Regions from separate parts of the Homo sapiens genome. Here all the other regions are linked to region 2. A link is a loop called in an ENCODE intact Hi-C map of the cell type or tissue named here. Cell type or tissue: ascending aorta. All regions are shown on one strand.

Evidence for each region. Peaks named below come from ENCODE experiments on the same cell type or tissue, not always from the same donor. Only the 100,000 strongest peaks of a DNase experiment are listed, where the experiment ranks them.
Region 1: a loop joins it to region 2, with 7 times the contacts of the local background. A loop is called at or near these places in 3 of 110 quality-filtered maps.
Region 3: it touches region 2 in a loop (10-fold over the local background); 4 of 110 quality-filtered maps call a loop at or near these places.

Annotation. Positions count from the first base shown.
Region 1 is chr1:155,303,093-155,311,092 of GRCh38, reverse strand. FDPS (farnesyl diphosphate synthase) reads right to left here and starts at 2,227. Exons shown (of 11, transcript NM_002004.4): 1 at 2,128-2,227; 2 at 1,128-1,304; 3 at 888-1,050. The coding sequence starts at 1,303. It also overlaps a transcript of PKLR not described here. RefSeq lists enhancers at 1,868-2,037, 2,368-2,497, 3,400-3,469, 4,594-5,093. In ascending aorta, a CTCF peak has its summit at 3,496 (motif pointing right); DNase peaks (open chromatin) are centred at 1,195 and 2,372; H3K4me3 peaks cover 2,789 bases; H3K27ac peaks cover 2,300 bases.
Region 2 is chr1:155,559,387-155,567,386 of GRCh38, reverse strand. ASH1L (ASH1 like histone lysine methyltransferase) reads left to right here and starts at 4,584. Exons shown (of 28, transcript NM_018489.3): 1 at 4,584-5,234. It overlaps ASH1L-AS1 (ASH1L antisense RNA 1), which reads right to left and starts at 5,345. Exons shown (of 2, transcript NR_147964.1): 1 at 5,101-5,345; 2 at 3,443-4,137. It also overlaps a transcript of MSTO1 not described here. RefSeq lists silencers at 3,075-3,369, 4,454-4,593, 4,644-4,793, 6,515-6,809 and an enhancer at 3,998-4,565. In ascending aorta, no CTCF peak of the experiment used is centred here; DNase peaks (open chromatin) are centred at 4,176, 4,486 and 5,106; H3K4me3 peaks cover 4,420 bases; H3K27ac peaks cover 3,108 bases.
Region 3 is chr1:155,239,786-155,247,785 of GRCh38, reverse strand. GBA1 (glucosylceramidase beta 1) reads left to right here and starts at 6,537. Exons shown (of 11, transcript NM_000157.4): 1 at 6,537-6,700; 2 at 7,069-7,156; 3 at 7,709-7,900. The coding sequence starts at 6,674. ENTREP3 (endosomal transmembrane epsin interactor 3) reads left to right here. Exons shown (of 12, transcript NM_006589.3): 12 at 1-581. The coding sequence ends at 4. RefSeq lists an enhancer at 3,029-3,992. In ascending aorta, a CTCF peak has its summit at 3,283; DNase peaks (open chromatin) are centred at 3,065, 3,585, 3,891 and 6,505; H3K4me3 peaks cover 3,516 bases; H3K27ac peaks cover 3,224 bases.

The DNA of each region.
Region 1 (8,000 bases), 260 kb after region 2:
TCCTGGGATTACAGGCGTGAGCCACCATGCCGGGCCAAGACTCTTTTAATCCCCATTCCAGTATAGGCAAAGCCCCCCTTTCCCTTCATTCCCCTGAGATATATGAGATAGACAGCATTTATAAAAAGAATTTTAATAGATACTCCAGAATCAACAGGAAAAAAATTGGCAAGTATCACAGCAATAGTTCATGTTCTAGAATAGGGGTTTCTAATGATACAATAACTTCACTCAGGCCCCAGGGAGATAGGACAATATCAGACTGCCTTCTTCCCCGGTCTCTGCCAACCTAACAGCTTCTGATTTCAGGACACAAAATCTAAGACTTGCCAGGTTCAAGGCCTCCACCCCCAAAGCAAAGCAGTTTGGATGACCCACCTTCCATCAGAGCCAAAAGTCCGGTTGATGGACTGAGTAAGTATACTTGCCCAGGCCCCAACCTCTCCAGAGCAGACTCGAGTCCCTCAGGTAAAAGCTTTCTCGGCCAGGCGCGGTGGCTCACACCTGTAATCCCAGCACTTTGGGAGGCCGAGGTGGGTGGATCACCTGAGGTCAGGAGTTCGAGACCAGCCTGGTCAACACAGTGAAACCCCGTCTCTATTAAAAATACAAAAGTTTGCTGGATGTGGTGGCACGCACCTGTAATCCCAGCTACTCAGAAGGCTGAGGCAGGAGAATCACTTGAACCCAGGAGGTGGAGGTTGCAGCAAGCCGAGATCACACCATCGCACTCCAGCCCAGGTGACAGAGCAAGGCTCTGTCTCAAAAAAAAAAAAAAAGCTTTCTCTCACATCTGTCAAAAGTCCCCCATAAGCCACAGGTGAATGCCACACAGGTACAGAGCAACTGAACCAAAGCCTTACTCCCCCAAGTCATGAATCCCTCACCTCCTTGAGCCGGGCAATAGCATCTCCTATCTCTGGGTGCCCCATCTCATCCTCAGTCAGCACCCTAACGATCTGGGAGAAGTGCTGAACGAAATCCTGCTTTTCTTGGGCATAAACATCTGAATTCTGGTCTCCGTTCATTCTGAGGGAGGAGCAAAGGGCTCTAAGTAGAAGAAAAACAAGTCAGAAACCTGATCAGCTGCTCCCCTCCCCAAGGCCCCTCACCCCAACCACACTCACCGAGGTTCCTCTGTCCACGCTTGGCACCAGCAGCGGGCACTGTGCCAGGCCAGGACTGGGTACCCGTGCACCAGGGAGGGCCGCCGTAGGGAACCCAGCCACCTCTCCCGGGGTGCCCAGTAGGGGGCTGGCAGCAGGAAGACCCCCACAGATCTCAACCAGCGGGACAGGGGCATCCTGGGAGTGGCATAGGGAGGGGGCACTAAGCACTCCCTGCAGGGGCAAGCACCAAAGGCAGAGGCATGGTGGCAGCTCCCCAGATAACTCCCACCCCAGCCTTAGCCCAGAGTGCCCCTCCCTCTTGTGGAATGTGCTTGGGGACAATTACAGGAAGGATACGCAGGGAACAAAAAAGTATGGCTGGGTGACTGAGACCCAACTAATCACCACTTACAATAAACAGGCTAGAACTCAGTGCCTTCAAGATGGCGTGCACAAGGCTGGGTAAGGAGGCGGTACAGAGTAAAGTACCCCAGGATTAGGGGCTGAAAGGACCCTTAAGTCATCCTATTTTACACAAGCCAAACTGAGGCTCTAGGAGGTAGGAAGATAGTAGAGGCAGAGCCAAATCTAGAACCCAGGTCTCCCCTGGGCAGTGGAGAGGGGTGCCCAGGGTCTGAGTTACGCCCCAAGGAGGAAAGAAGCATTGGAGCGAGAACCCATGGGTGCTGCATCCATATGGTCCGGGGTGCTTGAACCGCGCGTCCCAAGCCCCACAGGAATCGCTAGGACTGAGCAGATAGGCTCGGAGCAACTCTGGACGGGAGAGAAGGGCTCGCAGCAAAGGAGTAAACCGGGGTCCGGGCATATTGGGGATTCCAGGAAAGCACAAGGGCAGAGTTGGGAAGTCTCCACACCCCTAGAAGGCCAGCCAGTCTAGCCCACCGACCTTCAAAACGGACACAACAGGCTGGCCTTCCGATGCCTCACAGTATCGTTACAGAAGTAAGGCCCGGTCTCGGCCCCCTTCCTCCAAGGCCCAGCACACATCCTCTCTCACCTGTTCCCAGATACGGATTCCTGCTCGGTCCCGCTTGTTGGCGGGTACTCCTAAAAGCAGAATCCGCTCCGCGATCGGCTCTGTGGGTCGAGTAGTTCCCGCTCTCCCCACACTAAGGGCGGAAATATATAATTAGACTACAACTCCCAATGTGCCCGCGGGAGGGACAGATAACGCGATCCTGCGTGTCCTGGCTGGGCGAAGATGAGCCGCGCTGATTGGCTGCTGGCCGTCGTGTGAGCATGGCGCACTGTGGCACTGTGACGGACGACCAATGGAAGGGCTGAAGTCTAGAGGTCGCGGCTGGAGGCGTCAGTGCCGGAAGCGAGCCAGGCTGGGAACGTCCCCGCTGTGGCTTTGGCTGCCTGTCTTACTCAAGTTTTCATTATCTTCCTGGGCAGCTGATTGGCACGTTAGTAAAACGCAGCAGGACTAGCTTTCTCACTTATTAGTTCTCTAACTTTAGGCAAATCATTTAACGTCTCTGATCCTCAGTGAACTTGCTTGAAACTAGCTTTCCTCATCTGTTGAATGAGGGTGGTAATACCATGAGGTAATGTGTGCAAAGTGCTTTAAGGGCTTAAGAAAGATGAGTCTTGGGCCGGGCACGGTGGCTCACGCCTGTAATCCCAGCACTTTGGGAGGCCGAGGCGGGTGGATCATGAGGTCAGGAGTTCGAGACCAGCCTGACCAATGTGGTGAAACCCCGTCTCTACTAAAAATACAAAAAAAAAAAATTAGTCGGGCGTGGTGGCGCGCGCCTGTAATCCCAGCCACTCAGGAGGGCTGAGGCGGGAGAATCGCTTGAACTCGTAAGGCAGAGGTTGCAGTGAGCTGAGATCCAGCGAACCACTGCACTCTAGCTGGGGAGACAGAGCAAGACTCCGTCTCAAAAAAAAAAAAAAAAAAAGATGAGTCTCACACTTGTAATTCCAGCACTTTGGGCGGATCACCTGCGGTCAGGAATCTGAGACCAGCCTGGTCAACATGGCAAAACCCCTTCTCTACTAAAAATACAAAAATTACCCAGGTGTGCTGGTCCGCGCCTTAATTCCAGCTACGTGGGAGGCTGCAACCTCGCTTCCCGGGTTCAAGTGATTCTCCTGGATTACAGGTGCCTGCCAGCATGCCCAGCTAATTTTTGTGTTTTTAGTAGAGAGGGGGTTTCTCCAGATTGGCCAGCCTGGTCTCGAACTCCTGACCTCAAGTGATCCAGCCACCTCGACCTCTGAAAGTGCTGGGATTACAAGTACGAGCCACTTGGCCCAGGCAGTTATTTATTGATTATAAGCTAAACAAGGGTTGGATTATTCATGCCTCTGCTTTGTAGACCATATACAGTTAACTCCCTGATGTCGACACAGCATGTGGTAGGAGTATAGCGTTGAAGACCACCAGAGGTCACTCTTGTTGCCATCTTGGTTTTGGTAGGTTTTGGCCAGTTTCTTTACTGCAATCTGTTTTATCAGCAAGGTCTTTATGACCTGTATCTTGAGCCAATCTCCTATCTCATCCTGTGACTTAGAATGCCTAAACCAACTGGAAATGCAGTCCAGTAGGTCTCAGCCTTATTCTACCCAGTCCCTATTCAAGATGGAGTTGCTCTGGTTCACGCACCTCTGACAATTATGCTAAGTGAAATAAGCCAGACTCAAAAGGACAGATACTGTATGATTCCGTGTATATAAGGTACTGTCACCGGTGGAGGGTGTCCAGGTTCTTGGCATCTTGAACAAAGAATTGGACAAAACACGGCTGGGTGCAGTGGCTCACGCCTGTAATCCCAGAGCTTTGGGAGGCCAAGGTGGGCGGATCACGAGGTCAGGAGTTCAAGACCAGCCTGGCCAACATAGTGAAACCCCATCTCTACTAAAAAATCCAAAATTAGCCCAGCATGGTGGCGCACACCTGTAGTGCCAGCTACTCGAGAAGCTGAGGCAGGAGAATCGCTTGAACCCGGGAGGCAGAGGTTGTGGTGAACCGAGATCGCTCCGGGAGGAATGAAACAGGAGGAATGAACAACTCCAGATGCGCGGCCTTAACAGCTGTAACACTCACCGCGAAGGTCTGCAGCTTCACTCATGAGCCAGCAAGACCACGAACCCACCAGAAGGAAAAAACTCCGAACACATCTGAACATCAGAAGGAACAAACTCCGGACACACCACCTTTAAGAACTGTAACACTCACTGCGAGGGTCCGCGGCTTCATTCTTGAAGTCAGTGAGACCAAGAACCCACCAATTCCGGATACATAAATCTGCATGTGTGAGTGTGGATATTGTGTGAGTGTTAGAGTGGAGTACGTATTTGTGTGTGTGTGTGGAATGGTGGGGAGCTTTGTGTATGTTTACGTGTGTGTATGTGTCTGACCAGGGGGCACCTCGTCTGTTAAGCTGCCCTGACCTCCTTCTGCCCTCACTCACAATGCTCTGTCTCTCCTGGTGTCCCTCTGTGTGCTGAGCACAGTTCTGTCAGTGCCCCCCGACTTCCTTTATTAAACCTGACTGGCCTCGCTCCTGTCTCCATCCCCACACTGAGCAGAGACCTGGGCCCAGTGGCCTCACCTCCTCCAGTCTGGCATGCGTCGGGGCACGGCCCATATGGGGGTTCAGTCCATGCCTGTGGAATGAAAAGCCACCTGCGTTTGTGTCTGTGCATGTGTGAGTGTGGCTGTTGGAGCATGTGTGTTTGTGGCAGGAGGGAGGGCTCTCAACTGACAAAGCTGAGTGTTGTGTTTGGATGCTGGGCTTCTGTTTCTCACCCACAGGCCTCTTGCTCAGGGATGATCCTGTGACAAAGTGCAGACCATGCTTCATGTGGTCACTTGTGGACCAGGGTCAGCCAGACTGCTGAGGAAACTGGCCTGATTTCAGGTCAAAGTGTCTGTCCCTTAGCTGGACAGGACACGGGCTGCTTTGGAGAACTGCCCCCCACCTCCTGCTAATCCCTTGGGACTGGGATATCTGGGATTCCTATCCTCCCAACTGGTTCTGGAGTCAGTTCAATATTGCCAGACCACAGCTGGGCGTGGTGGCTCATGCCTGTAATTCCAGTACTTTGGGAAGTGAAGGCGGGTAGATCACTTGAGCCCAGGAGTTCTGCACCAGCCTGGACAACGTGGTGAAACTCCATCTCTACAGAAAATACCAAAAAAAAAAAAAAAAAAATTAGCTGGGCATTGTGGTGCGTGCCTGTAGTCCCGACTCCTTGGGACGTTGAGGTGGGAGGATCACCTGAGCCCAGGAGATTGAGACTGCAGTGAGCAGAGATCATGATACTGCATTCCAGCCTGGGCTACAGAGGAAGGCCCTGTATCAAAAACAAAGTAATGCCAGACCATCCTTAAAGTCCCATGTCTCTGCCAACACCACAAGCACAAGGCCTGAATCCCCAGTCCCTGAAGTCTGCCACATTCTCTGTGGGTACAAATTTTGTCTCTCTTTATTTGTTGTGTCTTCTATATACAGAAAGATGAGGCCCCATGCTCATTTCCCTCCGGAAGTCCTCTCTACTATCTCTCTCTTTCTTTTCCAACTCCAGAGTCAGAGACTTCTCCCTTTCCCACCCACTGAAACAGTCCCAAGGGGCAGGCATGGAGCTTAGTGGTTACAGCTCGGGCTCTGGAGCTCCACTATCTGGGCCTGAATCCCAGCTCCACTCCTGACAAGACTTTTTGCATCAGACAAGTGTATTCGGTAGGGTTTCTTCAGGAAATAAAGAATTCTCTTAAATGGGATAATTTGAAGGTGTTTCATAACAGGATTATACAAAGGAATGGGCAGGGTGTTGGTAAACCACAACGGATAGTGCATTACCCCAGATCTAATAACAGTGGGCTTTGTTACCCCTGTAAGGTCCAAGGGATAGGGAGAGAATGGTCCCTAGAATGGCAACTGGGGAGGTAAATGCTCAACCTCACCCTCTCCATCTCATCTCCTATGGGTGCCACTCTCCAAACCCTACAGACGCCACTGTGCAAAGCCGTCAGCCTCCTGGCCCCACAGCAGAGTGGAAAAGGAACACACCTTGCTACGGCCCAGTTCCCTCATCTGTAAAACAGCCTGTTGATCCTACCTTCTTTCTAGGTTGTCACAATGATAAAAGGAGATGGTGTCCATGAGGCATGAATGCTGTTCCAGCACACAGGAAGTGTGCTCGATGAACAGCTCCAACTGTCTGACTATGGATTTTAATGATTAACTGGCTTCTCAAATTTAGCCTGTCAAAACAGAAAGCTTGAATTTCCCCCTACTTCAAACCTATTTCTTCCGTAGTCTCAGTTAGTGGCGCTACCATCTACCCAACTGCTCAAGCCAGACTCCTCGACACTAGAAGCCGCCCTCTCCACGGCTGTTTTGCCGTTCCACTCTGCTGGCTCTTCTCCAAAATGCATCTCCAAGCCGTCCCCCTCTCTTCGTCTTCACTGCCAACATGCTAGTCCATCACCTACCACCTAGATTCTTCCTAAGCCCGCAGTAGTTCTGCCTGTACCTACCATCTGTTCTTTTTTTTTTTTTTTTTTTTTTTTTGAGACGCAGTTTTGCTCTTGTTGCCCAGGCTGGTGTGCAATGGCATGATCTCGGCTCACTGCAACCTCTGCCTCCCGGATTCAAGTGATTCTCCTGCCTCAGCCTCCCAAGTAGCTGGGATTACAGGCACGCACCACCACACCTGGCTAATTTTTTGTGTTTTTAGTAGAGACGAGGTTTTACCGTGTTAGCCAGGCTGGTCTCAAACTCCTGACCTCAGGTGATCCGCCTGCCTTGGCCTCCCAAAGTGCTGGGATTACAGACGTGAGCCACCGCTCCCGGCTACCATCTATTCTTTACCCAGCAGCGGGAGGGACCTAAACCATCAGTTGGATCATGTCCATCCCCTGGGTAAACCCACCACATTACAAGATCCTGCTCAGGTCCCCTATCTTCACTATGGGCCACGACCCTGCACTCCAGGCACTCAGCCTCATTGCAGCTCTTTGTCTCCTTGGCACCAAGCTTTTTCTTCCTCAGAGCCTTGGCATATATTATTTCTGCCCCCGCCCCGCCGCCATGGAAAACCCCTTTCTCCATTTGCCCCCACCGGTTCCTTCTCATCCTTCAAATTTCAGCTTCAAAATAATCACTTCAAAGAGGCCTTCCTCAACCATCTCATCTTGTCTAAAATATATCCTCTAGGTCAGGCATGGTGGCGTGCACCTGTAATCCCAGCTACTCAGGAAGCTGAGGCATGAGAATTGCTTGAACCCAGGAGGCAGAGGTGGCAGTGAGCTGAGATCGTGCCACTGCACTCCAGCCTAGGTGACAAGAGTGAAACTCCGCTTCCAAAAAAATAAATAAATAAAATAAAATACACCCTCTCTCTTCTCCCACTGGCTTCTGTGTTCCAGCACCCTGATCCACTACTTAGTAGCACTTGCAAGGTTTGTAGTTACATATTTATTTCTCTGATACTTGTTGATAGTCTGTCTCCCCACTATACTGTAAATCTCACAGAGGGCAAAGGCCCTGTCTGTTTTGCTCACTACTGTGTCCTTAGGGCCTGATACAGCGTAGGTGCTCGATAAAGATTGGACAGTGGGGAATGGGCAAATGGTAACTAATGAATGCTATGATGATGATGATGCTATCAAAGCCCTTCCAGAGAATCCCACCAGTTAGTATCAGCTGAACCCACAGCTAGTGTCACACCAAAAGTGGCATCAGGGCAGCACTCACAAAGGATGCCCCAAACCATCCCAAGATGGGGCTGGTTGGGATTCCAGTGAATGAAGCACTAAATGCCAGGGCAATCAGGCCAAAGCATACATTAGGGGAACTTACCTACAGAACAGCTACTGCACATCCTTGCTGTGGACAATGGGACAAAGGGTGT
Region 2 (8,000 bases):
TGAGCGGAGATCGCGCCACAGCACTCCCGCCTGGGCGACAGAACGAGACTCCGTCTCAAAAAAAAAAAAAAAAAAAAATTACAAAAATTAGCCAAATTAGACAGGCGTGGTGACACACACCTGTAGTCCTAGCTACTCAGGAGGCTGAGGCGGGAGAATCACTTGAACCCGGGAGGCAGAGGTTGCAGTGAGTTGAGATTGCTCCACTGCTCTGCAACCTGGGTGACAGAGCAAGACTCTGTGGGGAAAAAAAAAAAACCAACTCTTATGATTACATAGCATTTACCATAACTCGTCAAATGTAAAGTCAACCCTGACCATACTTCAGTAAATTTTATCTTAGAAAAAACAAGTTCCTGCCCAACAGTAGTCCCGGCTACCGAGGAGGCTGAGGCAGCGGTAGGATCCCTTGAGCATGGGAGCTAGTCTGCAGCCTAGGCAACATAGTAAGAGCAGGTTAATATTTTAACCTGGCCGGGTGTGGTGGCTCACACCTGTAATCCCAGCACTTTGGGAGGCCGAGACGGGCGGATCACCTGAGGTCGGGAGTTCAAGAGCAGCCTGACAAACATGGAGAAACCCCATCTCTACTAAAAATACAAAATTAGCCAGGCGTGGTGGCACATGCTTGTAATCCTAGCTGCTTGGGAAGCTGAGGCAGGAGAATTGCTTGAACCCGGGAGGCGGAGGTTGCAGTAAGCCGAGATCACGCCATTGCACTCCAGCCTGGGTAACAAGAGTGAAACTCTGTCTCAAGAATAAAAAAAAAAAAATTAACTTTATTTTGTTTTACATTTTAGAGACAGAGTTTCACTCTCTTGCCCAGGCTGGAGTGCAGTGGTGTGTGATCATGGCTCACGGTAGCCTCAAACTCCTGGACATGCCACCATGGCCTGGCTAATTTTTCTTATTTTTTGTAGAGATGGGGGTCTTGCTATGTTAACCAGGCTGGTCTTGAACTCCTGGCCTCAAGTAATCCTCCTGCCTCAGTCGCCCAAAGTGTTGGGATTTATAGGCATGAGCCACTGCGCCCAGCCTGAAACCTCATTTTAAAAGTTTTTATCAGACCAGGACCCCAAGATGGAGTCGGCTGTACCAGTGAAGGAGAAGAAACTCCTGGATGTCAAACTAGCAGAACTGCCAAACTAAATATTAACGTGTGATCTCACACAAGAAGGCACTGTTGGAGCGTTCAGAGAGGTTACTACAGGTATTATGACAAGCACTCCAATTTGAAGAAAGGGAGCTTCGACGGTGGTGCTGTGGTGCTGGCAGCTTACATGCTTTTCCATTATTGTCTTTCTGAAAAGGAACACAAGCATGGGCAGCTACAGAAGTAAAACTGAAGAGGGCCATTGCAGAGAGCTCACTCCTGGATAATCTCCCTAGTTTAATGTCAGCTGATTAGCAACCTTAATTCCCTCTGCATCCTGAATTTTCCCTGGTCATGTAACATATCATATTTACAGGTTTTAGGGATTAAGAAGTGGATATCCTTGGGGAAACCATTATTCTATCTTCATTGGTTCAAATAATTCAGGGTTTGTTCATTCAGTGAGGTCATTTTATTGAGCACTTAATATATTTTAGTCTCTAGTTGGCTCTGGGGCATACATGAAAAAACAGAATCGTATCTCATTTGCTTGTATGTAGCTGATAATTCATTGATCAGTGTAGTTAATGAAACTTATTTTAACACAGAGACCATATGTAAGTAACTCTCCCTATACACTGGTGTGGTGAAATTCCAGTAAAGGCATTTTTTTTTCTTTGAAGCACAGCAATTATGCTGCTGATGAGAAATTTTACTTTGAAGAAAATGTGGTATAGTGAAAAAAGTAAGGTTTTTAAAAGACAGGCAAACTAGAGTCTAAAGATTGTTACTGGACTTCTCTGGGCCTCAGGCTTCTCTTTTGTAAAATGAGGGTAAGATTATCTACCTCAAAGTGTTGTTTATTATAAGGATTAAACAGGAATACGTGTTCCCCTGGCACAGTAGTCCACAAATGCTAATTGTCTTTCTCTTCTGGTATTTTAAGTATCTAACATTCATTTCAATATTTCTTTTCTTTTTCTTTTTTTTTTTTTTTTGAGAAGGAGTTTCACTCTCGTCTCCCAGGCTGGAATGCAAAGGCGTGATCTCGACTCACTGCAACCTCTCCCTCCTGGGTTCAAGCGACTCTCCTGCCTCAGCCTACCAAGTAGGTGGAACTACAGGCGCTCCACCATGCCCACCTGATTTTTTTTGGATTTTTTTTTTCTTTTTAAGACAAAGTCTCGCACTGTTGCCCAGGCTGGAGTGCAGTGGTGCAATCTCCACTCACTGAAATCTCTGCCTCCCGGGTTCAAGCAATTCTCCTGCCTCAGCCTCCCGAGTAGCTGGGATTACAGGCGCCCACCACCACGCCCGGCTAATTTTTTGTATTATTAGTAGAGACGGGGTTTCACTATGTTGGCCAGGCTGGTCTTGAACTTGTGACCTCGTGATCCATGCGCCTTGGCCTCCCAAAGTGCTGGGATTACAGGCGTGAGCTACCACACCCAGCCTCATTTCAATATTTCTGTGACTTGCTTTGCGCTAGCCTGTGATGCTTTATGTAAATTAAGTAGTAGACATAGTCCCTGTTCTCAGATAAAACAAGTTATTGGTAGCATAATACACTTGCACGCATGAAGCAACTAACAAAAGATCGGTAAACAAGTGGGCTCCATGAAAGTGTGGGACTTGGTTAGGAAAATATACAATGAGGTAATTAAGGCTGCTTTCCTCTTTACCTTAAAGAAACGAAACAAGTAAACAACACTTAATCCACGTATCCTAAAGGGGAAATTTGGGACTGTCTACTTGAATTTTGGAGGTTGCAAGGGCTTTTTATTTTTATTTTTTTCCCTCAGATGGAGTTTCGCTCTTGTTGCCCAGGCTGGAGTGCAATGGCACCATCTCGGCTCACTGCAATCTCCGCCTCCCAGGTTCAAGCGATTCTCCTGCCTCAGTCTCCTGAGTAGCTGGGATTACAGGCGTCCACCACCACGCCTGGCTAATTTTTGTATTTTTAGTAGAGACGGGATTTTGCCATGTTGGCCAGGCTGGTCTCGAACTCCTGACCTCAGGTCATCCGCCCACCTTGGCCTCCCAAAGCGCTGGGATTACAAGCGTTAGCCACCGCGCCCGGCCTTGCATGGGCTTTTGAACAGTCATTTCTGAATTACTTCCTGGATCCCCAGGAGTCCACAAATGTGAAGGAAAGGGAAACCCAAGTAGATCCTTCCGGTAATTTATTCTGCTTTACCCTTTAGGTAAAGGTAAAAACTACTAGATCAAGTAAACTTTGGAATTATTTGTGGACTTTAATCGTCCGTATTTCTGCTGCATTCAATTATCAAATATCAGTCAAGTGTTTTGAGAAACAAATATTCAGTAGCCACAGAAACCTAACAGGCCTATGTTTGCTTTGTTTTATTAACTCCTTGGAGGGACAGAACACTACCAATTACACCCACAAACGTTATCGACATCAACAGAACTGTAAATGACAACACGGCAATATTCTGCACTTTCCCTATGCCTAGGAGCTAATTCCACTTTACATATATTATCTTATTATTTCACACATTAACCCTGGAGGCATGTTTGGAGTTGCCTAATTTTTATGTACACTTTTTGATAAGGAACTAACAAAAATAACTTGCTGAAGGAAGAAAAGGGAGACTAAGTCCAGAACTGAATGAAAAGCACATGGTTTCTTCATCCTCCATCACCAGGCTGTCTAACGAGGCTGAAGAAGTACCATCCATGAGTAAGTGCGTCAAGGGCAAACAAACATCATCGCATATGGACAGTGGTGTGAAATTCGAGAAATCCGAGGAGGGTTAACAACAACAAAAAGCACACCACCACGCCGATCTTCCTCGGGTCCCAGGTTGGCAACTCAACGCCCGGGAGGAATCCCCCCGGAGGCGCGCCGGTCCTACTGGCCTCACTCCCTACCTCCTGGAGGTCCGGAGTCCCGCTCCTTTCCCTCAGCGGTACAATACCCGTGTCGGTCCATTCCCTCACCGTGAGTCGAGGACTAGTTCTCCTGACTAGGCGACCGGCACACACCGCCTGCGACCAGCTCCACAGCAGCGGTCCTGCTACTGCGAAGTAGGCTCAGGTCAACCGGCAGGAAACGACTCAACGCGCAGCCGCCGCGGCCTCCAACCACCGGTGGGCAGAGGGGCGCTAGGCAGTCCTCGATCCGCTCGCCGCGATCCGGCGGAGGAGGAGGAGCAGAGGGAGGCGAGCCGCAGCGCTGCGGCGAGGAGCCCAGGGAGGTAGGTTGTCGTGGGGCTCGGTCCGCCATTCTGGCAATTCCAGTCAAACGGCAAGCCCCGACCCGCTCGGCCCGTCCCTTCCTCTCCTGCCCCTGCAGCCGACAGGAATGGAACAGTCCCGCGGGGGGGATTGTGGGAGGCGCACGCGCGAGGGGTGGAGGGTGGTAGGGGGGGCTGGCGGCGGCGGCGGCGGCCGTGGCGGCGGTTGGTGGCCGTGGGGGCGGGGAAGGGGGGGGAGGAGAGAAGAGGAGGTGGAGGAGGAGGAGGAGGAGGCTTGGGCTTGCGCCGTTGAAGGTACGCGTGAGGGCCTGCGCCGGCGCCGGCTTGACAGGGCCTGAGGGGTAGTGAGGGACTGGACGAGGGGGTTCCTGTGGGTGAGCGCGTACGGGCTGGCTGGCGCGCGGGGCGGCCGAAGGTGGTGGTTGGTGGGAGCAGCCAGCGACGAGCCCGTAGACACTCGTACGCGTGCGGGCGGGCGTGCGCGCTACGCGGACGGAGTCGGGCGGAGCGGGGGACGGTGGGAAAGAACGCAAGGAGGAAGGAGTGGAAGGTTGAGGGGGGCGCTAGGCGCCCTTCGCTCCCTCCCTCTGGAGGAGCTGCCGCCGCCACCGCCGCCACTCTGCTGCTGCCGCCGCCGCCGCCGCCGCTCCCGCCGCCATTTTGGGTTCGCTTTGCGGAGGGGAGACGATCCCAGTCTCGGTTGCGGGACCCGCCTCCCCTCAGTTTGCCCCCTTTAGCCTTCCACCTTTCCCTTCTCCTCTCTCGCATTTCCGCCAGTCAGCTTACCCGCTGGCCGCCTCCTGACAAGCGGGAGGGATCCGCCGTGGACCCAGGGAAGCGGAGGAGCCTGGCGGCCACCCCCTCTTCCCCACTTCCCTGCACTCTCATCGCTCTCGGCCTCGGCCTCGGCCTCCGACACGGTGAGTAGAACGATTTGGGCCGGCATTCGGGCCTAAGCACTCTCTCAGCGATTGAATCCTGGGCTTTCTGGGAGCCACTGTCATCTCCCGGACCTGGATCTCTGAGAGAGCAGTGGTGAAGATGGGGGAGGGGAGAGCAGGGAGGGGGATCCTGAGCCTACCGGGAAGTCCCTCCAGGCGGGGTGAAGGGGTGTCCCTGACAGGCAGACTCCCGGAGGGGGCTGGGAAGTAAGCGAGTGGAGGCGGAGTCGGCTGTGCCCCTGACAGGTTAGTTTGTGTTTGTAGGCATGATCGGAGCCTCCCCCATAGTCCAGTTTGTGTGTGTTTAATTAAGGGATAAGAGTGGTCGAGGACACGATCTTGAGAGGGGATTTTACCTGTGTGACAAGGTCTGTGGTGTCCCTGCCGCGTTGAACGGTATGTGGGAACGACAGGATGATCTCAGTGTTGTAAGTTTAATAAATGTCACTGGTTAGTTTGTACATGGAAAGAGATGTTTTTGGTCTAGCAGACAGATGGTCTGTTGGTGTGTAGCGGCTGTGTTGGTGTGTGTATGTGAGGATGGCAAGTGTTTCCGTAAGAGTTTGCCTTTATTTGTGTAAGTGTAATGGAGTTCCCCTTATAAGTTAGCTTATTTCTTGAATAAATGTTGGGAGGTTCCTTGCAGGTTGATATGTGTGTGTATTTTAGGGATTGGGAGCCCCTAGTTACTTGTTGGGAAAGAGCGGCAATGGTAGTGTTCTGTACAGCATGTGTCTGTGAGGTCAGGGAGGGGAGAAACTTGGCATAGCCAGTTGTGGTCTTAAGAATAGTTTGTGCCTTTGGTTAGAGTGAGTTGTGTAAATGTGAAGGGCCAAAATATCTTTAACAGAATCATTACTACAAAGTTGTAAAGAATGGGTGGCCTTATTTGTTGTCGCGGGTTTATAGTAATAGTTTACAATACAATAAGAAAGCTCTTTCAGTTTTTTTGTGATACTGAATCTCTGTGAAAATGGTAGGATGCTTTCTTCCATTTTACAAAATAGGAAATTTAGGCATAAGGAGAGAACTTCTCCAAGGCCGCATGTTAAATTGGTGACAAAGTTGGAACTGTAACTCCCATATTTTCACTACTACTGCAGCAGTATATTCAGCATACCATGGTGCCTCAGGAAGTCTTTGTCGGCAAATCTGAGTATGCTGGAAAGATAGGAGCACATAAGACTGGTTGGCTTGTATTTGGGGGAGACCGATTGTGTCAGATATGTATGTGGAACGTAGCTGTCCTTGCCGAGTCTGACCTGTATGAAATGCATATCCATGACTATATTATTTTGGATTTATGGAGGAAGCAGAGCATTTCTGACACTTGAGGTTGTATGTGTGAGGGAGAGAAGGCTTTCACAGCTTAACTTGTACCAGAGCAGCTGCATGGGTGCTGACAGCTTAACTTGAAATCTGTGGGAGGAAGGATCCTTTTTCATTCATTCAACAAATATTTGTTGACTGCCTGTTCAATAAATGGTCCATGCCTTGGCGTGAGGATAATCAAGGTGTCTCTGTAAATAGCCTGGGTACAACGTGAGGGGAGTTGTTTTGACAGTGGTGGGTATTAAGTTGAGGGAGGCGGTGTGGAATTAAAACCAGAGAACTGTTTTTGGGTTCTGGTAATTGTTAATACATGTGCCTGTGGATGTTGGAACTTCTTGGCTGGGCTGAAGGAATCCTTTGAAAGACTCATTTCATATAGTAAGAATCCCCTCTATGAATATGAAGAAAGAATGCATAAACTAAGCCACTTAACCGTATTCTTCTGAAAAATGGGATGTTTCTTGATAGGCTAGATGAGTGGTTCTTAAAATTTTTTGGGGTCACTTATCCTTTTGAGAATCTGATGAAAGACACTGGGCCCTCAAGTTAGAAGATGAGCATAAGCACAATCACATGATTTATATATATGATTTTAGGAACTTAAAATGTAATAAAATAGAGCCAATTTATATTTAGGTCTCATTTGAAAACCTTTCATTTTCATTGTTCGGGTGTGTGGATGTTAGTATGAGTTTAAGATGAAAGAGTCTATGGTATTTGAACATGTTGACAGGAGAACTTTAGGGTCCATGTTTTTTATTCTTTTTATCATCTGCAAACTTATTTCTGCAGTATTAGTAAAGGACTCTGAATTTGGTGATAAGGGAATATAATATAGCACAAGTATCTATGGCTTTGTTCTTTGTCAGTATCTTTTTGTTCCTAAACTCTGAGAAGTGGGTTTGTCTTTTTTCAGTTTTGGATTGGGCCTGAGGTGATTTGAAGCTCCTGTCTTGGAGTTTAGCTTAGTTATAACAAACACTGAGTTAATCCTATGCAGGAGACACAAAAATCAATAATATATGGTCTCTGTGCTTGAAGAGATGCTAATTCAGTTGAGTCTGAATTGTTTGATGGTGGCAGCTCTCAAAAGGACAAGGAAGAGGGAAACATTCCTAGAAGTTGAAATTTTGTTACCCAATTGCAAAGAGATTTTTGCCACTACTTACTCTTTGAATAAGCATAAAGTGTTTATACTCTGTATGCAGCTTTGTACTTTAAAAAAATATGTTTTGTATCATCTTGTGCTTTTTTTTTTTTTTTTTGAGACTGAGTTTCACTCTTGTTAACAGGCTGGAGTGCAGTGGCGCTATCTCAATTCACTGCAACCTCTGCCTCCTGGGTTCAAGTGACTCTCCTGCCTCAGCCTCCCGAGTAGCTGGGATTACAGGCATGTGCCACCATGCCCTGCTA
Region 3 (8,000 bases), 320 kb after region 2:
CTGACCTAGGCTTCTTGTCACACTGAACACATCCAGCCACAGGCACCAGCTGGTTGGGACCAGCAGCCCCCAGCATCCTCTTGCACTGGCTGGCACAAAAAGAAACCTGCTGTATACCCCCCAAAGTGTCCCTTTCCCTCCTACCTCTGGGGTCTCTTGCTGCTTGCCTCTGCTGCTCTGGACTGGGAGAGCTTCTGTCCTGTGCTGCATGGGTATTTAGACTGTGGGGGAGATGCCCCTTCTTATAGCACTGGAGGAGGAAAACAAATTCTTGTCCCCCTCAGAATGAGAGTGGCTCTTTCTGATTTGCAAGGGCACTATGGTCAGGGCAAAGGCATGGCCCAGGTGTTTAAGTACAGGGTGACGTGTGCCTATGCAATGGGGTGGTAAGGCAGGCACGAAGAGTCCAAAAAATCTAGGTGGCCTCTCAGCTCTGCCACCTCTAGCTGCATGACCTTGGGCAAGCTATGTAACCCCAATTGCCTGCTCCATTAAAGACTGTGAAGGTAGAATGTTTGTAAAGCTCTTAACAGTATGTAAGCCTTCAATAAATTTCAGTTTTCCCCTTGTTTTCTTGATCATTCTCTGTCACCAGTGAAATTTGTTCTAGTGTCTCTCATATTTAAGAAAACTCTTTCAGGACTGGGTATGGTGGCTCACACCTATAATCCTAGCACTTTGGGAGGCCGAAGCAAGAGGATCGCCTGAGCCTAGGAATTCAAGACCAGCCTGGGCAACATAGTGAGACCCTGTCTCTACAAAAAACAAAAAATTAGCCAGGCATGGTGGGACACGCCTGTAGTCCCAACTACTCAGGTGGCTAAGGTGAGAGGATCACTTGAGCTTGGGAAGTCCAGGCTGCAGTAAGCTGTGATTGAGCCACTGCACTACAGCCTGGGCAACAGAGCAAGACCATGTCTCAAAAAAAAAAAAAAAAGAAAAAAGAAACTTTCAAGACACTCTTTCCAACCACTAATTGTAACTCTGCTCCTCCTTTTCACAGCAATAGGTTTTCTTTTTCTTCCCTCCACTGTTAAACATCCATTCTCTCCTCACCCACCCCCATCAGACTCCTTCCCCTATCTTTCCACAGCCACTGCTCTGACCAAACTTTCCAGTGACCACAGTGGTGTCAGACCCAGTGACCATTTCTCTGCCTGCATCTCACTTGACCTCGAGGCAGCAATTAATACCCATAATCAGCATCTTCTTGAATTTGTCCCTTTGAAAAGGGAAATATTGGCTCTTCTACTTTGTCCTGCTGAACTGCTTAACATTGGAGGGCCCCAGGGCCCTCACCTAAGCCCTCTTTCCTACCTCCACTCTTTCTATAGGTGGCCCTACTACTAAAGTCCATGGCTTTAAATACCATCTTTCTATGTGTTAATCCATAACTCCAGCCTTGACCTCCCATGAGCGCCATCCAACTCAGCATGTCTGCTTGGATGTCTAATGGGCATTTCAGATTCAACATGGCCACAACTGAACTCTTGATTCCCACCCCAGCACCGGTTATTTTTCCACTGTTCCCATCTCAATGGCACCTCCATTACCCATTTGCACATTCCAAAAGCTCAGGAACCATGGTGACTTCTTTTCCCATATCCAACACAACCAATCCTATCCTGAATTCATCCACATCCCACCACCTCCCCAGCTACCTAGCTCCAGCCATCCTCTCTCCACAACCTCTGAATCAGTCTTTCACTTTTCCCAGCAATCCATTCTCCACTCAGCAAAATGATGATAAAGCACGTCACATCAAGGCTCTGCCTCAATTTAATGGCTTCCCATTGTATTTAGAATCATCTCCAAACTCCCAGAGACTATGGTCAGCTACAATCTGGCCCACCTTCTGTTCCAGCCAAATTTCCTCACAGCACAAGGACGTTTGCACCTGCTGTTTTCCAAGCATGAAACCCTTGGCCCCTATATCTGGTGCTATCACCTAATATCAGGTTTTAGCTCCATTCTCACCATTTCAGTGAGCACCCAATCCCCATCGCAGTCATTCTATCACATAGCCATGTTTTTTTTTGTTTGTTTGTTTCATTTTGTCTTTTTTTGAGACAGGGTCTTGCTTTGTTACCCAGGCTGGAGTGCAGTGGTGTGATTTGGGCTCACTGCAACCTTCCACCTCCTGGGTTCAAGCAATTCTCCTGCCTCAGCCTCCCGAGTAGCTGGGATTACAGGCGCCCGTCCCCATGCCCGCCCAGCTAAATTTTGTATTTTTAGAAGAGATAGGGTTTCACCATGTTGGCCAGGCGGGTCTCAAACTCCTGACCTCAAGTAATCCGCCTGCCTCGGTCTCCCAAAGTGCTGGGATTACAGGTGTGACTCACCGCGCCTGGCCACATACCCATGGTTTCAGCATGTATCACTATCTAAAATTATTATTTTTGTTTATATATCTGTGTCGTCCCATAGAATGTTAAGGTCCCAAGATCAGAAACTTGCTCATTGCAGTGGGTCTAACACTCAGTAGGTCCTCAACAAACATTCGTTAAGATACTAAAGTGGCAGGGTGGGGCCCTGTAAACAGCTTCAGGACCCTGTGCTTGTAGGGGCAACGTGGTGCCCTCCAAGGAAGACAGGGAGGTGGGAGGAGCACTGCCCAGAGATGGCGTCAGGCTGCAAGACTTCTTGAATAATTCAGCATCATAACAACCCAGCCTCAGGAAGGGATAGGGCACGGCCAGGACGAAACATTAGGAGGCGATGGACAATGGGATTCCCACGGGGCAGCTTCTGCGCACTGGACGTTCCCTAACCTGAGGCTCTCTAAAGAGGAAGGTTAGGAATCCTCTGAGCTTCGGTGGGCTGGACTCACTGTGGGAATTCAATCGCCCCCATCCACCAACAGTGTGCTGGCGGGAAAACGCCGACACGCATGCGTAGTTCTCGCGCCGGCTCCTCTCTCTCTCTCTCTCTCTCTCGCTCGCTCTCTCGCTCTCTCGCTCTCTCTCGCTCGCTCTCTCGCTCTCGCTCTCTCTCTCTCTCCGGCTCGCCAGCGACACTTGTTCGTTCAACTTGACCAATGAGACTTGAGGAAGGGCTCTGAGTCCCGCCTCTGCATGAGTGACCGTCTCTTTTCCAATCCAGGTCCCGCCCCGACTCCCCAGGGCTGCTTTTCTCGCGGCTGCGGGTGGTCGGGCTGCATCCTGCCTTCAGAGTCTTACTGCGCGGGGCCCCAGTCTCCAGTCCCGCCCAGGCGCCTTTGCAGGCTGCGGTGGGATTTCGTTTTGCCTCCGGTTGGGGCTGCTGTTTCTCTTCGCCGACGGTAGGCGTAATGAATATTTCGACCTTTGGATCTTAGCTGTCCCCTCCCTGCGTTCGCACTTAACCTTTTTCACCATTATTATTATTATTGTTATTATTATTATTTTTTGAGGGAGTCTCGCCCTGTCGCCCAGGCTGGAGTGTAATGGCGCCTTCTTGGCTCACTGCAACCTCCGCCTCCCGGGTTCAGGCGATTCTCCGACCTCAGCCTCCCAAGTACGTGGGATTACAGGCACCCGCCACCACGCACGGCTAATTTTTTGTATCTTTTAGTAGAGACGGGGTTTCACCATGTTGGTCAGGCTGGTCTCCAATTCCTGACCTCGTGATCCGCCCGCCTCGGCCTGCCAAACAGCTGTGATTATAGGCGTGAGCCACCGCGCCCGGCCAACCATCATTATTATTTTTAACGGTAAGGATGGTCAGATTTTACTAATGAAGAAGAGATTATAAAATCTTCAAGTCTTTATATCCACTTGCTTTTTGAGGGGTGGAGTGGGAAGAAGGTTATGTAATTCATACGTTCTTCAGACATGTGACAAACATTCACGGAGCCCGGCGACGAGCGTCGGGGTTGGGATTCGCACTGGAGCTGCAGATGGGTGCCAGGATGGACTGGTCCCTACCCTCCGCTTGAACCTAGGAGGCGGAGGTTGCAGTGAACCGAGATCGTGCCACTGCACTCCAGCCTGGGTGACAGAGATACTCCGTCTCAAAAAAAAAAACAAAACAAAAAACAAGCGGACTGGGCGCAGTGCCTCACCCTGTAATCCCAGCACTTTGCAAAGCCAAGGCGGGAGGATCCTTTGAGTTTAGGAGTTTGAGACCAACCTGCGCAACACAGTAAGACCCCGTCTCTACAAAAAATACAGAAATTAGCCAGGTGTGGTGGTGTGCGCCTATAGTCCCAGCTATTCTGGAGGCTGAGGTGGGAGGATTGCTTATTCTGGAGGCAGAGGTTGCACTGAGCCGAAATCAAGCTACTACACTCCATCCAGGGCAACATACGGAGACCCTGTCTCAAACAAACAAACAAAAAATTGCTCAGTACCTGGCCAAAAAAGAAGAGGCTCACTATGCAGAGGGGAAGTGGAAGGAGATGTTTGGACTTCTAAACTCAATAGAGCAGGAGAGGCAAATGTAGAATGTGCTCAGGAAATATCTGTGAGATGAATGAACTTGAGGGAAGTAAGGTACTAGATATTACCTGCCCTACCCAGAACAAATCCTGTGCAATGTTTCCTTGAAAAGTGAGAAGTCTGGAAGGGGTGGCTACTGACATAGTGAAGCAACTAGTTCAATTCTACAACTTGACAGCTACCCCTGTGCCAGGCTATCTACGAGGATACTTAGAATGCATAAGACATTCCTTCAAGGAACTCCAGGAACAGAGGCCTGACATGTTGCAATGTTTAGTGTCAAGCAGTGTACTAGAGACACATTATCACACTCAAACCTCACAACAATTCTGTGAGGTAGGAGTTATCACTCCCCTTTTATAGATGAAACAGAGGCTTAGAGTGATTGATTTATTGAAAGTCAAACAGCCAGTAAATGGTGTAGCCAGGATTCCAAACTTGCTGTCTCACTGAGACTGTACTTAATTACTGGAGGGACCGGGTGTGGTGGCTCATTGCTATAATCCCAACACCTTGGGAGGCTGAGGCTGGTGGATCACCTGAGGTCAGGGGTTCGAGACCAGCCTGGCCAACATGGTGAAACCCCATCTCTACTAAAAATACAAAAATTAGCTGGGCATGGTGGTGGGCTCCTGTAATCCCAGCTACTCAGGAGGCTGAGGCAGGGCAATTGCTTGAGCCGAGATCACACTGCACTCCAGCCTGGGCAACAGGGCAAGACTCTGTCTCAAAACCAAAAAAAAAAAAATTACTGGAGGAACCTAGAAGAAGAAATGATCAATTTTGCTTGGAGTGTATCTAGAAAGACTTCACTGAGATCATTTAAAGAACAAAAAGGATGGCTGGGGTCCAGCGCAGTGGCTCATGCCTGTAATCCCAGCACTTTCGGATACCAAGGCAGCAGATCACCTGAGGTCCAGAGTTTCAGACCAGCCTGGCCAACATAGTGAAACCCCATCTCTACTAAAAATAAAAAAATTAGCTGAGCATGTTGGAGGGCACCTGTAATCCCAGCTACTTGGGAGGCTGAGGCAGGAGAATCACTCGAACCCAGGAGGTGGAGGTTGCAGTGAGCCAAGATCACGCCACTGCACTCCAGCCTGGGCAACAGAGTGAGACTCTGTCTCAAAAAACAACAACAACAAAAAATACAAACAAGAGACAAGTAGTTCCCAGGTGCCTACCAAGTGGTCAGGCACTGCACTTACCTCACTGACTGCAGTAACCACCCTTTGAGGTTGTGGCATTGCCTCCATTTTCCAGGCAAGGAAATGGGCTGAGAGCTGGGATTAGTCAGGTCATGACTGTGTGTGCCACTCCCGCTAAATCTCATTTGATGTGGTTCATGAGGCCACACCATGGACAGCTTCCTCCTTGTGTCCACTGAGGATATGGCTTTGTACAACACTTTGGTTTTTGAACGACTTTACAAACCTCCCTGTCTTGTGAGGAAGGAAGAACAGTTATTACCATCTGCATCTGATGATGAAACAAGGGACGCTGCAGAGGAGCCGCACTGACCACTCCCTCCCTCCAGTCCTGTCATCCCACTGCCAGTGTCCCACCCTCTTGTGCCCTGCACTTCACTGGCTAATAACCCCCCTCACTTTTTCCTCTGTGAAGCCATCCTGGATAATTCCCCACCCACGAATGGTCCCTCCTCATCTCAGAGAGCTCTCCATGCACACCTGTTACCGTTTCTGTCTTTATCTGTAAATATCTGTGTGTCTGACTTCCATGCCTCACACACCTCTATAGGGCAAAGACTGTCTTAAACATCTTGGTAGTGTCAGTATTTTGCACAGTGAAGTTTTTTTTTTTAAATTATATCAGCTTTATTTGTACCTTTTTGACATTTCTATCAAAAAAGAAGTGTGCCTGCTGTGGTTCCCATCCTCTGGGATTTAGGAGCCTCTACCCCATTCTCCATGCAAATCTGTGTTCTAGGCTCTTCCTAAAGTTGTCACCCATACATGCCCTCCAGAGTTTTATAGGGCATATAATCTGTAACAGATGAGAGGAAGCCAATTGCCCTTTAGAAATATGGCTGTGATTGCCTCACTTCCTGTGTCATGTGACGCTCCTAGTCATCACATGACCCATCCACATCGGGAAGCCGGAATTACTTGCAGGGCTAACCTAGTGCCTATAGCTAAGGCAGGTACCTGCATCCTTGTTTTTGTTTAGTGGATCCTCTATCCTTCAGAGACTCTGGAACCCCTGTGGTCTTCTCTTCATCTAATGACCCTGAGGGGATGGAGTTTTCAAGTCCTTCCAGAGAGGTAAGAGAGAGAGCTCCCAATCAGCATTGTCACAGTGCTTCTGGAATCCTGGCACTGGAATTTAATGAATGACAGACTCTCTTTGAATCCAGGGCCATCATGGCTCTTTGAGCAAGGCACAGATGGAGGGAGGGGTCGAAGTTGAAATGGGTGGGAAGAGTGGTGGGGAGCATCCTGATTTGGGGTGGGCAGAGAGTTGTCATCAGAAGGGTTGCAGGGAGAGCTGCACCCAGGTTTCTGTGGGCCTTGTCCTAATGAATGTGGGAGACCGGGCCATGGGCACCCAAAGGCAGCTAAGCCCTGCCCAGGAGAGTAGTTGAGGGGTGGAGAGGGGCTTGCTTTTCAGTCATTCCTCATTCTGTCCTCAGGAATGTCCCAAGCCTTTGAGTAGGGTAAGCATCATGGCTGGCAGCCTCACAGGATTGCTTCTACTTCAGGCAGTGTCGTGGGCATCAGGTGAGTGAGTCAAGGCAGTGGGGAGGTAGCACAGAGCCTCCCTTCTGCCTCATAGTCCTTTGGTAGCCTTCCAGTAAGCTGGTGGTAGACTTTTAGTAGGTGCTCAATAAATCCTTTTGAGTGACTGAGACCAACTTTGGGGTGAGGATTTTGTTTTTTTTCTTTTGAAACAGAGTCTTACTCTGTTGCCTGGGCTGGAGTGCAGTGGTGCAATTTTGGCTCATTCCAACCTCTGCCTCCCAGATTCAAGCGATTCTCTTGCTTCAGCTTCCCAGGTAGCTGGGATTACAGGCGGCCACCACTACGCCCAGCTAATTTTTGTATTTTTAGTAGAGACGGGGTTTCACCATGCTGGCAAGGCAGGTCTCAAACTCCTCACCTCAGGTGATCCGCCCACCTCGGCCTCCTAAAGTGCTAGGATTACAGGTGTGAGCCCCTGCGCCCGGCCAAGGGGTGAGGAATTTTGAAACCGTGTTCAGTCTCTCCTAGCAGATGTGTCCATTCTCCATGTCTTCATCAGACCTCACTCTGCTTGTACTCCCTCCCTCCCAGGTGCCCGCCCCTGCATCCCTAAAAGCTTCGGCTACAGCTCGGTGGTGTGTGTCTGCAATGCCACATACTGTGACTCCTTTGACCCCCCGACCTTTCCTGCCCTTGGTACCTTCAGCCGCTATGAGAGTACACGCAGTGGGCGACGGATGGAGCTGAGTATGGGGCCCATCCAGGCTAATCACACGGGCACAGGTAACCATTACACCCCTCACCCCCTGGGCCAGGCTGGGTCCTCCTAGAGGTAAATGGTGTCAGTGATCACCATGGAGTTTCCCGCTGGGTACTGATACCC